Regions from separate parts of the Homo sapiens genome. Here all the other regions are linked to region 3. A link is a contact called in ENCODE Hi-C data. All regions are on one chromosome and are shown on one strand. The core of a region is the stretch at or near the end of the contact, and the rest is flanking DNA. Distances in the headings are between cores, read along the strand shown. Region 1 holds the start of AHRR (aryl hydrocarbon receptor repressor). Region 2 overlaps AHRR (aryl hydrocarbon receptor repressor). Region 3 has its middle 6.8 kb from the start of MIR4457. Region 4 overlaps AHRR (aryl hydrocarbon receptor repressor).

Region 1 (3,330 bases), core at 831-3,330, 990 kb before region 3:
AGAGTAACAAAGTGTCTCATTCCAGTTGGTTCTGGTGGGACAGGGTAGGTGGAAGGGAACCCGTGCTTGCCCTGAGACATGGGGGTGCTGTCTTCCCATGCAGGGGGACTGCGGCTCACCACCATCACATTCTACCCACAGGTTCTTATTTTAACAGATCACAAAGGTACTATGTGCTTCTTGCAAAAATTTACAGGAATTGTAGACTTTTCAAAAAGTAAAAAGAAATTAAAGTTCACCTGTTACCTCAGAGTTATCCAGCTACACATTTTCTGTGCATAATTCACTTTACAAAAATTGGATCAAGATAAAACTAATGATTTTTAAAAATACAGCAATATAGTTGCACATTGTTCCATATCAAAAAATAAATGTGTGCACCCAGGGCTCCTGGCTGTCTCAGTGGCATAGTGGCTCATGCCTGTAATCCCAACACTTTGGCAAGCCGAGGTGGGTGGATCACCTGAGGTCAGGAGTTCGAGACCAGCCTGGCCAAGATGGCAAAACCACTATCTACTTAAAAAAAAAAAAAAATTAGCCAGGTGTGGTGGCGCGCGACTGTAATCCCAGCTACTTGGGAGGCTGAGGCACGAGAATCGCTTGAGCCCTGGAGGCAGAGGCTGCAGTGAACTGAGATCGCACCACTGCTCTCAGGCCTGGGTGACAAAGCAAGACTCTGTCCCAAAAAAGCCCATTTACTCAGCTCACATTTTTGAGCCTCTGCTATTCGACAGGAACCAGAGGTGAGCAGAGCCGACTTGGTGACCCCTGGGGACAGAGCGGCAGAACTCAGCAATTCTGGGCTGCCCTGCAGGAGCTACACCCGGGGAGGGGCGGTGGCCACTTGGGGGCAGGGTGGGCTTCTCAGCTGCGCCCACCCCACCTTGGGAGCTGTGTCTGGAAAAGAGACTTTTCCTGAGCCGACAGCAGACAGCGAGTGCAAAGGCCCCAAGGCCCGCACGCCTTATTCAGAGAACAGCAGGAGGCGCGGGGCGGGTTGGGGGCGTCAGGGAGACGGGGTTTGACTGAGAACCTGGGGGCGCCAGTGACAGCCTCGGCCGCGTTGCTGAAAACCGACCTTGCGGGATGAAGAGGGCGCGGTTCCCCCGGCTGGGATGAGGACCGCGGATGCTGAGGAGCGGACTCCAGGGACCACCGACTCCATGGCCGGCCCCAGCGAGGGCGAGAACGGGTGGAAGCCGGCCAGGGTCTGTGGAGACGTCAGGGTGCGAGGCCAGGCTGAGGTGTCCCCAGGGATCCCCTGAGGGTACAGGGAATTCAGCCAGGGCCTGCGCGCCCGGACGGAGGACTAGAGGGGGCCAAGGACCACCGGGAGGGGGAAGGAGAAGGCGCAGCCCGAGGTCGGAGGGGCCGGCGGGCGCGCAGAGGGCGCGGGGTGAGCCCTAAGGACCTGCAGGCAGGACCCTGCTCTCGGCCGCGCGGTCCCGGGTGCCGACCGGCGGGGTGGGCGGGGCAGGGGCACCCAGGGCCGCACACCTGCCGCGTGGGACCCTGAAATGCCCAGGACGAAGAACGTCGCACGGACGACCCTGCCGTGCCTGGCGCGCGTCCGCTTCCTGGGAAGCTCAGGATCCAAAAGCATCTTAATATTCTCTATAATTCGCCAAAAACCATGACTCCTTTTACATTTTCGAAACGACCTCATGGGGCAGGCGAGGGGGCACACGCTCTCCTCACTTTACCTGTTCGGGTCTACACCGCCCGGCTCTAGGGCCGGCAGCTCAGCACAGCCGGCCGCGAGCGCTGGGGAGGGGACGGGGGCGCAGGGAGAACCGGGGGACCCTGGGCGCACACAGACCCCAGGGGGAACGCAGGGCCTGGAGGGGCTCAGCGCGCGACCCCCGCCTCGGGGCACGGAGACTCCGGGGGATCACTGGGACGCGAAGGGCGCAGGGCGGACCCCAGGGGAACCGGATGGCGTCTCCGGTTCGCCAGGGCAGCTGGGGCAGCCGGACCCGAGACAGCCGGACCCGCGGGCGCCCTCTGCCGCCTCCCGGCCCTGGATGCTGCGGGGCGGGGCGGGCGGCTCGCGTGCCGGGGTGGGGCAGTCCCTGGAGCCGCCGCGGGTTCCCGGGATGCGAGCGCCGGCACCCGCCGCCACAGCTCCTGGCCAGGGCGCGCTGCCCCGCGGGTGTGCCTGAGCCTCCGCGCCCCGCAGGCCCTGGGTAAGTGTCCTGGGCGCCCCCGCAGGCCCCCGCCGCGTGCCGCCCGCGGTGGAGACGGGATGCGCTCCCGGGTGTGGGGCTGAGGGACGGGCGCCGGCGTCGGGACCCTCCTCACGCCGCATCCTCGCGTCGCCAGGCCCGGCGGCCCCGGGACGGGGCGGACACTCTGGGGTGCGGCTGGCTGGTCTCACTTAAAACTCGGACCTCGGAGGGAAGCCGCGGCGCGTCCACGGTTCGTGGTCCTCAGCGTCCCCTCGAGAGTGTTCTGAGCCTTCACTCCCCGGGCGTTCCGTGCGGGCCGCGCTCCCTGGGGCTGGGCGGGTGCGGGCGGCGGAGCGGGGCCCCGCTGTCGGGCCGAGGGCGCCAGGTCCGGGGGGCCTCACCCCCGGGAAAGGCCCATGTTCAGGCTTGGTTTCAGTAGCACCCAGTAGCGCTGAAGTCTTATTTTGAGCGGCCAGAATTCCCAGACCGGATGCCCTGAGAGAGCGATGTGGCGCCTGGAGTCCACGCTGGGACCCCTTCTGGGGAGGGGTCGCCATGGGCGCGTGACAGGCAGGGGCCACCCTCTGACCTCTTCTGCGAGGCCGGAGGTCAGAGACCTTGTGCAGAAGCGTCCCACGGGCCTGTCCCACGGGCCTGTCCGGCTGTGGCCTCCGGGATGGCAAGGGCAGGCGGGGAGGGGCTTCCTCCCTGGGCCTCCTGTGCGCGCGCACAGGCTCTCGTCTGCGGGGTTCTTGCAGAAGGGTGGGCGTGTGCGCGCGTTCTCCAAACGCCACCCCCACGGGGCCTCACAGCCGCCCCGGCCTGGCAACCGTCACCCATTTTACGAACGAGGACATCAAGGTAGGTCGCTCATCCAGCCTCTCAGAGCAAGTGACTGGCGGCGTTTGGACTCGGGCCGAGTGTGCCATACCCATCCCGCACAAAGCCGGGGCTCGATGCGGCCCCAGAGTCGCTGAAAAGCCACGAGTAACAAGAACTGGAGAACGTAGGATGCTGACCCGGCGGACGCCGCCGCCTGGGGAGCCGCTTCGACGGGGGGGACGCCACCGCCTGGGGAACGGCTTTTATTTTCGTTTTCTTACTTATCTGTATTCTCTAAAATGAACAGACACGAGTTTTACCACGGGAGAAAGGTTCTTAG
Region 2 (3,094 bases), core at 516-3,015, 950 kb before region 3:
CACCTTCCTCACCGCCCATCATGACCACCCTGCCCCACAGACACGGGTCTGAGCTGCAGTGCGTGGTCAAGGGCACAGAGGAGTGGGCAGCGGTGGCCGTGGGGACCGGATGAGCCAGCCTGGTGGGGCCTGAATATGGCAGCGCCAGGCAGTGATGCCACGTGGGCCTTGCTGGGGGCGGCATCCGAGGCTCAGCACACCTGTAGCTTTTGAAGGCCATGCCCTCCTGCTGGGTCTCTTGTCTTCACCCCTCAGGAGGCCTTCCCCAGCCTCACTTTTAACATCACAGCCTCTGCCCCTCTGCCCTGACACCACCCCCTCTGCTGCTCGTTCTCTCCTAGTGCTTAACTCGTGTGTTGCTGGGTTCTGTCCCCCTCCTTCTCTGTTGTATGCCCAGGACAGGGGTTGGCAGTGGCAGATGCCGAAGATGTGGATGACCACACGGGCGAACGAAGGCCCATGTCGTTCAGGAGGCCCCGAGCATTGGACACCCAGGCCCTGAGACGTACTCAGTTCGGTCTGCATCTGTTGATGGTGAATATTGCAGGACTGATAGCCACTGACCGCCTGTAGTGATGTGTGAGGACAATGAAGGCAATGGTGATTCACAGGCAGGCCAGCCCCATATGGGTGTTAGTTGTAAATTCATGGTTACATAACATAATAAATTTACCTACGAATTCATTATTTATAAACAAATGGAGACTCTGACAGCTGAGCTGGCACTCCTCGTTGATGTGAAAGTTGACAAGCGAGGCAGCATCCATACCTGTGGGTAGAGGGCAGAGGACTCAGTGAGGGCTCGGTGCCCTCTTCCGCAGTAGGAGAGGCCAGTGGGGCTGCTCAGGAAGACTCCCTGGGCGTGCACCGCGCACTGTATCCTGCCTGAGGGTGTGGGCCAGGGCGCTCCCTGGCTGTGGCCGCGTGGGGTTAGTGGCCTGCAGTGTTGACCGCTCACTCATCTGTACACCTGTGCACCGCACGCTGATTCACTGAATATTTGGTTGTTAAACAGCACCAGCACAGTGTTTTGGGTTTTGTTTTACAAAATGTTTCTTGAACCCTTGGCTTGTCCCTGCTGTGCTTTTCTTTGATACGTTGAAATGTAACAAGAATGCCCAAATAGTTTGCTTATACCAGATGTTTCACATCATGAAGAGAATATGGATTTGCAATGTGTGCAAGTATTCTTTTTTTCCCCAAAGAGCTATTTTTGGTTGCATCTTCCACGATAACGTGGGGTTCCAAGGCCAGGGTGTGTTTCCTCTGCAGGACGAGCGTGTGACTCTGGTGACCGCAGAGCCCCCCTGAGGCCCCCGGGTTCTGTGATCTCAGAAAGTGGTTAGAGGCGCATTCTCTTGACCAGAGAAACGCGTGGGCACTGCCAGCTGCAGCCACCCCAGTCTTCGCTGGCTCAGAGGAAGTGCATTTCTTTGCGGTTCATTTTGCACTGTGAGGAAGTGTGAAATCTCTGAAGCTCTCTGGTGCTTTTTGAAAAATCGGGAAATTCTTGCCATAGGAAATTCAGCAACTTGATGCAGTATGTGTCTTGGGGTGCCCCCCGTTTTGTAAATATCGTGTCTGTGAAATGAGTGTGTTTATTTATACTCCTGATGCTTTTTCTAGCTTAGGGGAATTTGGGACTTTGAAGGACATTTTTAAACCCCTCTGCCCCACAAGCTGTAACTAAGGGTTTTGGAAGCACACTCGCCCATCCAGCACCCACTTGCTGGGACCCCCTTCTGACTTGCTGCTTCTCTTTGCCCTCAGTGAGCACCTCGAATGCATTCCCTCACACTCTGTTAATACACCCGCCCATGTGTCAAGAGCAGCACGGCACAGTCATCCGCTTCTCACACTTCCTCACACCCTCCCTCTTCCTGGGCATTCTGTCTTAACCCCCTAACCTGGTACCAGCTGTTTTCTGGGACACCTGAGGGCTCTCCGGGCACAGTCCTGGTCCCCTCCTGCCCACAGCCTGAAGGGGCAGCTTTGTCCCACAGGGTGGACTTGCCTGCTTTGCAAGGCTGAGGCACATGCTCCTTGCAGATGAACAGACCTACAGCTAGGCGAGCATGCAGCACAGCCCGACTCAGGAGCTGAGGCCTCCCGCTGCACGAGCCCGGGCTCCCTCTGTGTCACTTGCTTCGCTCTGAGTCTTTGTCACCTGCCTGAATGCTCCTGATGCCTCCTAGGCCACTGGGGAGAGCTGTGCTTGTCCCACGCTCTGGCACAGAGTGTCTGTCCCGAGTGCTTCCTCTAAACCTTTCCTGTGCAGAAGCTGGGACAAATTCTGTGCATCCTGGTGCAGAACACACCTGTTCAGAAAGTAACTGGGTGGTGAGAAGTTTCCTTTGCAAATACCATTTGTGGCCATCAAGAATCACTAAATGACATTTTCTTCCGGAATGTACATATTACAATTCATCTTCAAAAGGCAAAACGGTTTCTCATCCAGTTCTTGAGAAGGGAAGGAAGGGAGAGTTTGAATGTTCGAAAGCCTTGAGGCTCTGGTCCCCTCATTTGACGTAAAACTTGCAAAGGCATTTGTAGGAATGGTTGGGGTGTGAGAGCAGGGGTCAGAGGTGCCCTCCTGGGAATGTCTTGGCTCTGAGAGCACTGCCCTGCCCTCCCGGGCTCTTGCTGGTGCCCCATCCTCCCGGGCCCTCGCTGGAAGCCCCGTCCTCCCGGGCCCTCGCTGGAAGCCCCGTCCTCCCGGGCCCTCGCTGGTGCCCCGTCCTCCCGGGCCCTCGCTGGAAGCCCCGTCCTCCCGGGCCCTCGCTGGTGCCCCGTCCTCCCGGGCCCTCGCTGGAAGCCCCGTCCTCCCGGGCCCTCGCTGGTGCCCCGACCTCCTGGGCCCTCGCTGGAAGCTCTGCTCATTTACTCCCCGTGTTACGGTTGTGCAGCATTTCCTGGATCCACAGTCAGGTCAGGCAATTCTGGGGCGAGCAGGCGTCGGGGAAGGGTTGGATGGGCGTCCCAGGCTTCTCAGAGCATCCCATCCAACTCCTGGACGGGAGAGGTGTCGTAAGGGTCCCTCAGGAGGGAGCTTGAGCTGGAAGCAGGGGTGAGTGAAATCAGGTTCAAGGGAAAT
Region 3 (3,090 bases), core at 564-3,063:
CAGGGAGGTCTGGTCTGGACTCCTGGCCTCCAGAACCATCAGAGAACAAATATGCTGCTTGAAGCATGAAAGCTGTGGGGATGGTGGCCGTGGCTGGGGGACACTCAGGCGGTGGCTTTTCTGGGACCAGTGTCTCTGCAGAGGCTGCTGCTCTGAAAGCATGGTGGGCCACAGGGCGCCACACCCCCTTGGGTCCTGTGCCTGCTTCAGGAAAGGGGTAAGCAGTGTGGTATACGCCAAGACCTCCTCCTGGTTTCCCTCCTCCGCATGGATCACTCCTCGAACACAGCCCCTGCTTCGTCAGGGTTCCGTAGCCTCACCTATCGCAGGCTGCACCCCATCCTTCCTCCAGACCCCTGGCCTGTGGGGCTTACCGGGGCCGAGGCCAACAGACTGATCTCGTTGCCAAAGACCCAACAGCCACCAAACTGGCTTCAACAGGGCTATGTGTGGCAGGTACTTCACAGGGGGACGTGTTCTCATTTTCCTTGGCTTTCTAATAAACTCTGGTCTAAAGAAAATCTCTTCTATAAAATGAGTGGCCAGTGCCAAGGGGTAGAGACAGAAGCTCCTTCTGGACACTGGCTGCTCCAGTAGAGCCCATCCTGCCCAGGTACGGAGCCCACCAGCTGCGATCAGGACACTGCAGTTCCACCGTGGGGGACCCCGGGCCCTCACCTTGTCAGTCCTCTGTTTCAGCTTCGAGGGCTTTGACACAGTCTAAAATCCACAGGTACTTAGCGCATTTCTAAGTCCCACCTCATGATCAATCATAAGACAGGGCTTTGATGGTATGCAGAAATATCAATGAAATCCAAGAGGAAAACAGAACTAAACTCATCGGGATGAATGACAGATAAACCCTTTAAGCATGTTTCAAGTCGCCCAGGTGGAGCCTCTGTTGGTCAGTGAAGCTTCAGGGTTCCCATGAGATGGATCTGCATGAGGCTCAGTCCTCTCTTGAAACACTGCCCATTTGCAGGAGCGCCGGCCCACAGGGCAGAAGTCAGACTGTCAGAGCAAGTGCCGGTCCTGAAGCTGGAAGGACTTTCAAGGCTCATTCCCCAAACTCATTTTTTTTTAAACCTCTGCTCATCTTAAAGAAAGGAGAGGCAGGCGCCCCAGAAACCTCTCAGGAGTAACTGACACACGTGACTTGCGGTGTCTTCAAAGGAACACTCTGCAACTTGCTACTGTTTAAACAGAGCAAGACTAACAGTCACCAGCAGCTGGTTCACGCATTAAGGCCCTTTGCAGGTGAAAGAAAACGGCACTGGAGGGCCGACTGCAGAAGCAGACGCAGTGCACGGTGGACATCTGCCCCTTTTGGGGGCCTGCCACGGTGCTTCCTGAAAACTCAGGTTAAGCTGACTCTGCTGTCAGGCTGATGAGGCGCCTGCACCCACCTTTGCTCAGCACGCCAGCCCAAATGGAAGAGCAGGTGCTATGACAAAAATCAGTTCTTGTAGCAACTATTTTTGATACTGAAACTGAAAAGCGAGAGCAGCAAAGCTATCCACGGAGCTCCTGACAGTTAGGCCCGGCTTTGGCTGCTGATGCAGGGGCCGAATGACGCTATTTCTGCAGCAGCCGGCCGCAGGCGCTGACCCACCGCGGGATGTGCCCCAGGAGGCAGAAGAAACGCTGGGAACCGCACCTAACCTTGCCAGCATCCCCCAGGCAAAGCCAGGCACTTTGAGTTCATCGGTGGAGTTGGGCGATACTCCTTTCCCGTTTGTGTGCTTAGCTGCTGCCAACAGGATGTGCTGGGTGAAGCCTTACAGAACACAGCCAGTTGTGTTTTATAAAGCAAGGCTCCCCTCCCCCAAAGACAAATAAAACCACAGGTGTGGAAGGGACACCCTCCACCGCACCCCGCCCTAGTAATCTGACACCGCAGGCAAAGGCACGGCCTGTGTGGGTAAGATCCATTGTAAACGTTTAAAACTTCCTGTTCCCTGATGCCTCAACTTCCCCGCAGACCGACGCACCTGTGATGGGCAGGGCCGTGTGACCTCGTGACCTTCACATACACCAATGAAGACCCTCACGCCTTCTGCTGTCTTTCCCCCACTGCTGACTTGCCTGCGGGCCCCCACTATCTGCCCTGCCTCTGGAGCCGCCTCCCGTGTGCCCCCCCAGGCCCCTTAAGGTGCTGTGCGTCCCATCTGGAACCGGCAGTTCACCCGCTCTCCCAGCCACCCTTCCAGACCCCACTTACAACACACGACTAAGTAACACAGTACAGGCCGTGTATTCGTATTTGTTTTCCTGTGCCAACTCATCTGGTATCTTCGTATTTTAATGAATAAAACTGAAAGATGACAACTTGAAGCCCCAGTGCATTCCTCTCAAATCGAGTGAAGTTTACAACACCTTAATTATAAAAGATTTATCTGATCCAGAAGAAAGCAGAGTGTACAGAAACTTCACTGTCATCTGCGAATGGACTGAGAGCATCTGGATTTGGTTCTCAGCCTGAATGAGCATCCTGGAATGGTGTGTCTCGTCCATTTACGTGGAGACACATGGAACAGGCCTGCAGGCTTGGGGCTCTGAGCAGGGCTCCCAAAGCCCCTCAGCTGCAAGGAAGCCAGGCCCATGAGAGGGGAGCCTGTTCCAGAAACACAAGAGGATGAAAGCTGTTATTGGCAAAGGAGACTTAGAGCAAGGAAATGACCAGGAATAAAAAAAGATTATATATTTAGAGGCCAGGTGTGGTGGCTCATGCCTGTACTCCCAGCACTTCAAAAGGCCAAGGCGGGTGATCACTTGAGATCAGGAGTTCGAGACCAGCCTGGACAACATGGCAAAACCACATCTCTACTAAAAATATTAATACAAAAAAGCTGGATGTGGTGGTGCACACTTGTAGTCGCAGCTACTCAGGAGGCTGAGGCAAGAAGATTGTGTGAACATGGGAGGTGGAGGCTGCTGTGAGCTGAGAACAACAAACCCCACAAAAACTAACTTCAACAAACATTAAACTTCACTACACACCGAGTCCAGCAGTTCTCCACCCATCTTTCTATTCCATTTCTCTCTCTCTGCCTCAACCTAGGGCAAGATAAGCTTGACCTGATGGGTCAT
Region 4 (3,373 bases), core at 565-3,064, 920 kb before region 3:
TCCTGACCATCCACGTAGCTCCTGACCATCCATGTTAGCCCCTGACCATCCACGTAGCTCCTGACCATCCACGTAGCCCCTGACCATCCGTGTTAGCCCCTGACCTTCCGCGTTAGCCCCGACATTCCGCGTTAGCCCCAACCGTACACCTTAGCCCCTGATTGTCCGCATTAGCCCCGACTGTCTGGTTAGCCCCTGACTGTCCACCTTAGCCCCTGACCATCCACATAAGCCCCTGACTGTCCAGTTAGCCTCTGACCATCTGTGGTCACTGAGCCGGGTGCACAGAGTTCTATTCAGTGGTGTTCACTCGGCCCCTGCTCTGCCCTCGGCTCAGCTGGGCTTGGACCCTTGCATCCCAGGCTCTCCCCAGCAGGCAGTGTCAGCACAGGTGAGGGTCCTGGGCCTGCCCCTGGTGGAAGGAGTGTGTTTGTGCCAAACCGGGTTTCAGGCGCCGTGCGTGCCCCACCCCCCTTGGCTGTTACTCCGTTTTAAGCTGCCGACACTGGGAGGAGGCATTGCCGTTGTCACCGATGGGCTTCTGTGAGAAGGGCTGGGCTGGCAGGGCCTTCTGCCGCCAGGCCTGGGTCCTGCGGGCTCCGGAGGCCGTGAGTGGCCCTCAGCAAACTGTGGGTCTGTGTGTGGCCCTGGCTCCAGCAGCCGCCCCCGTCTGTTCTGGGTGGATTTTCCCCACCCGAGGTCACTGGTGCACCTGGGACCCCCCTGCCAACATGCCCAGCACCACCGTGGCGCACCTCATTCCTCTCGAGGACCAAGCAGCCGCAGCTCCCGCTCAATGCCCACCTCTCGGCCTCATGGCTGCTTCCCTGCCATTGGTTTCCTACCGGGTGGTTCTTATCCCCATGCCACCTTCCTTGTCTGCTCTGAAGCAGCTGGGTCAGCGCGGAGCTCCCTCGGGCTCTCCTGGGTGTGGAGCCGCAGGTGCAGAGGGACGGCCCAGGCCAACTCTAGCCCCAGGGTCTCTGAGGCCGGGGCTGGTGGTGCAGGACACACCCAGGGCGTGGGGTCCCAGGCTTAGGGATCGGCAGGGGTGGCTCCCCAACCACCAGGACCCCGGCAGGATGGGCCTGGCGCTTCTGGAGGGAGATTCACTGTGGTAACCGTCAGCTGCCTTTGTTTATGAGTTGTAAGTCTGCTTCTTGTGAAGTGCGTTTCACACTCAGGGTGTTTGCACTCAGAAAGCGGGTCCTGGTTTTAAAAGCATAAGTTTTGTTCTCTAGAAAATGACATCAACTTTAGACGTCAGATTGCCTGTCCAGCACAGCCATTTGCCCTCCAGTCACAGAGACAGCGGGTGCTGCCCTGATCACTGGAGGGTGCCTGGTGCTGCTGCTCACCGCCGCCCTCACAGACGCTCACTGTTGCCGTCCCATCTTTCGCAGGAGGAAACCAAGGCCCAGAGAGGTGAATTAACTCGCCAAGGGTTCGCAGCAAAGGTGAGGGCGGAGGCGGCGTCAGCACTGGCTGGTCTCTCAGCCAGAAGGGGGCCCAGGACACCGGGTTAACCGAGCGGGGCTGCAGTGGGCGTCAGGAGGGACTGCCTGGGGGCCGCCATCTGCCTGCTCTTCTAGGGCCCCGGGGCTTCAGTCAGCCTCCCACTCTGTGGCCATCCGGCCAGCTGCATTCTCAAGAACTGTTTTCAAATGTCGGAGCTGCTCCGTGGAAGAGAGTCAAGCCTGCGTTTACTGTTTGTGGGATCTATAAACAGCCAGTTATTCAGCTCCCCAAGCAAGAGCGCTGCCTCGCACGCACGCAAGCCCCATGGAGCGGCCCCTGTGAGTGATCTGCCTCCAGGAGGCCGGGCCAGCTGCCCCGACGCCCGCCCGGTGCCCGCTCGCGTGACTAGCCGCCGTGTTGTGGCTCCGTAACCGTGGCAACGGCTCTCAGGGGAGCACAATACTCCCAACTTCCCTTTACTCCGAGGAGGGGCAGCCAGGGGGATGTGGAGGGTTGTTCCTTTTTCCCTCATTTTCCCTCTGCCATGACCTTGACAAAAATAATCTTTGAAGTACTTGCCGGCTATTTTTTCTGCCCTGGAACTGGAAGAGATCAGGATATTTAAAGGGTTTGACAGAGGAAGTTCCGGCTTTCTCAGAACGTTTGCCCCATTCCCTGCGGTCCCTGGGGGAGAGCGTGGCTCCAGCCCTCACCTGCCTCGGCCCTCACCTGCCCCGACCTCCGTTGTCCTTGCGAAGTGGCAGGTGCGCCGTTTCCTGACGTTCAGTAACAGCACATGGATGTGATCTTTTTCCCCTTAAAAAAAGTAGAGCCTTAACCTTAGAGCCAAATCCTTTTTCCGTTTGGAAAAGTGATCTCATTTTCCATGGACCACGTTTAAAAAAAAAACAAAACTTTTGTAGGATTAGAAAGGCAGAGGGAGAGAAAACAAACAGACGTTCGAGATGCATATTTGAAAGATGGGCCCACATGTGTAAAAGTATTTGGCATGACAATGCTGGACCAGAAGTCAATCTGATATTGAATCCATATGACACGGCAAACAGCATTTTATGGTCTTTAAAAAAAAATTCTGCCTTGTGAGTTAAAATTAAGGTTGCTTTTGGTTGTGACTAATCTCATAAAATCTTTTTTAAGAAGACATTTTATATACTCAAGCCTTGAAAATTTCTTTGGTCTTTGAACTATTATTAGTAGGACATCATCAGTATGTGGCAACCGCTGAATTGGGAAAAGCTGTGGCAGGAGCCGGCGGGCACAGACCTCTCCCAGCAGTGCCAGGAAGGGCTGGGGGCTGAGGACCCGAGGCCCTGGTGCACACCCCTCCAGCCCGTGTGGGGCGGGAGTGAGGCCCCTCAGTGTCACCACTGCCCGGCTCAGAGCGGGCAGTTGGATGGCAACTCTGTTCCCTTTCAGCAGATGCCCCCCAGGCCACATGGCCCCCGGCTGCTTCACGTTCTCACCTGTTTTCTAACAACCCCTTGGGGTGCACCCCACGTCATCTCACCCTGTCTCTGCCTAAATCCAAGGGGAGGGAGGGGCTGCAGGAGTCTGAGGGGTGGATGCCAGCCTGAGGGGCCAGCCTGAGGCACAGTGGTAGTTTGGGTCCCCTAGTTCCAGACACAGCTGCTGGCCCCTAAGATGGGAGCCGCTGTAGAGAAAGGGCCTCGATGCCACAGGTGCCGGCTCTGGGCCAGGCTTTCTGGGTTGCTCCCTGTCTGCATCACCACTTGCGAAGGGGGTGGGATTGGCCCATGGTCCCTCCATGGCCACAAAGTCCCTGACCTCCATTGGCGCCAGCCCAGGGCCTAGATCTTGCTGAGCACAGGCAGGGACGATCCTGGGCCCTCGTGGGTACTCCCCACGGTCAACTCCAGGCAGGACAAGAACTCCA

Evidence for each region. Hi-C counts contacts between places; a loop is a spot of excess contacts on that map. Pooled maps may share reads with other maps.
Region 1: a map with no recorded cell type shows a loop between it and region 3 (12-fold over the local background). The contact joins the promoter of AHRR here to the enhancer-like site in region 3. A Hi-C loop is called at or near these places in 3 of 37 single-sample maps with no recorded cell type and 2 of 50 pooled maps.
Region 2: a pooled map shows a loop between it and region 3 (18-fold over the local background). The contact joins two enhancer-like sites. A Hi-C loop is called at or near these places in 3 of 37 single-sample maps with no recorded cell type and 4 of 50 pooled maps.
Region 4: a loop to region 3 is called in a pooled map, with 5 times the contacts of the local background. The contact joins two enhancer-like sites. A Hi-C loop is called at or near these places in 5 of 37 single-sample maps with no recorded cell type and 6 of 50 pooled maps.

The regions. Positions count from the first base shown.
Region 1 is chr5:319,634-322,963 of GRCh38, forward strand. AHRR (aryl hydrocarbon receptor repressor) reads left to right here and starts at 2,081. Exons shown (of 11, transcript NM_001377236.1): 1 at 2,081-2,186. The region is part of intron 3 of PDCD6-AHRR (PDCD6-AHRR readthrough (NMD candidate)); the gene reads left to right. RefSeq lists silencers at 1,293-1,552, 1,703-2,192, 2,283-2,662, 2,673-2,732 and enhancers at 2,317-2,884, 2,973-3,092.
Region 2 is chr5:367,411-370,504 of GRCh38, forward strand. All of the region lies in intron 3 of AHRR (aryl hydrocarbon receptor repressor), which reads left to right. The region is part of intron 5 of PDCD6-AHRR (PDCD6-AHRR readthrough (NMD candidate)); the gene reads left to right. Among named protein-coding and RNA genes, the nearest start is that of AHRR, 47 kb to the left of the region's middle. RefSeq lists enhancers at 1,118-1,227, 1,878-1,987. Within about 2 kb of position 1,766, at least 3 of the 41 ENCODE cell types and tissues checked have a DNase peak (open chromatin) inside an H3K27ac peak, as active enhancers do.
Region 3 is chr5:1,314,583-1,317,672 of GRCh38, forward strand. No RefSeq gene overlaps it. Among named protein-coding and RNA genes, the nearest start is that of MIR4457, 6.8 kb to the left of the region's middle. RefSeq lists enhancers at 1,334-1,723, 2,014-2,163. Within about 2 kb of position 1,814, at least 17 of the 41 ENCODE cell types and tissues checked have a DNase peak (open chromatin) inside an H3K27ac peak, as active enhancers do.
Region 4 is chr5:398,202-401,574 of GRCh38, forward strand. All of the region lies in intron 4 of AHRR (aryl hydrocarbon receptor repressor), which reads left to right. All of the region lies in intron 6 of PDCD6-AHRR (PDCD6-AHRR readthrough (NMD candidate)), which reads left to right. Among named protein-coding and RNA genes, the nearest start is that of EXOC3-AS1, 43 kb to the right of the region's middle. RefSeq lists enhancers at 1,245-2,444, 1,497-2,026, 1,704-2,113. Within about 2 kb of position 1,815, at least 22 of the 41 ENCODE cell types and tissues checked have a DNase peak (open chromatin) inside an H3K27ac peak, as active enhancers do.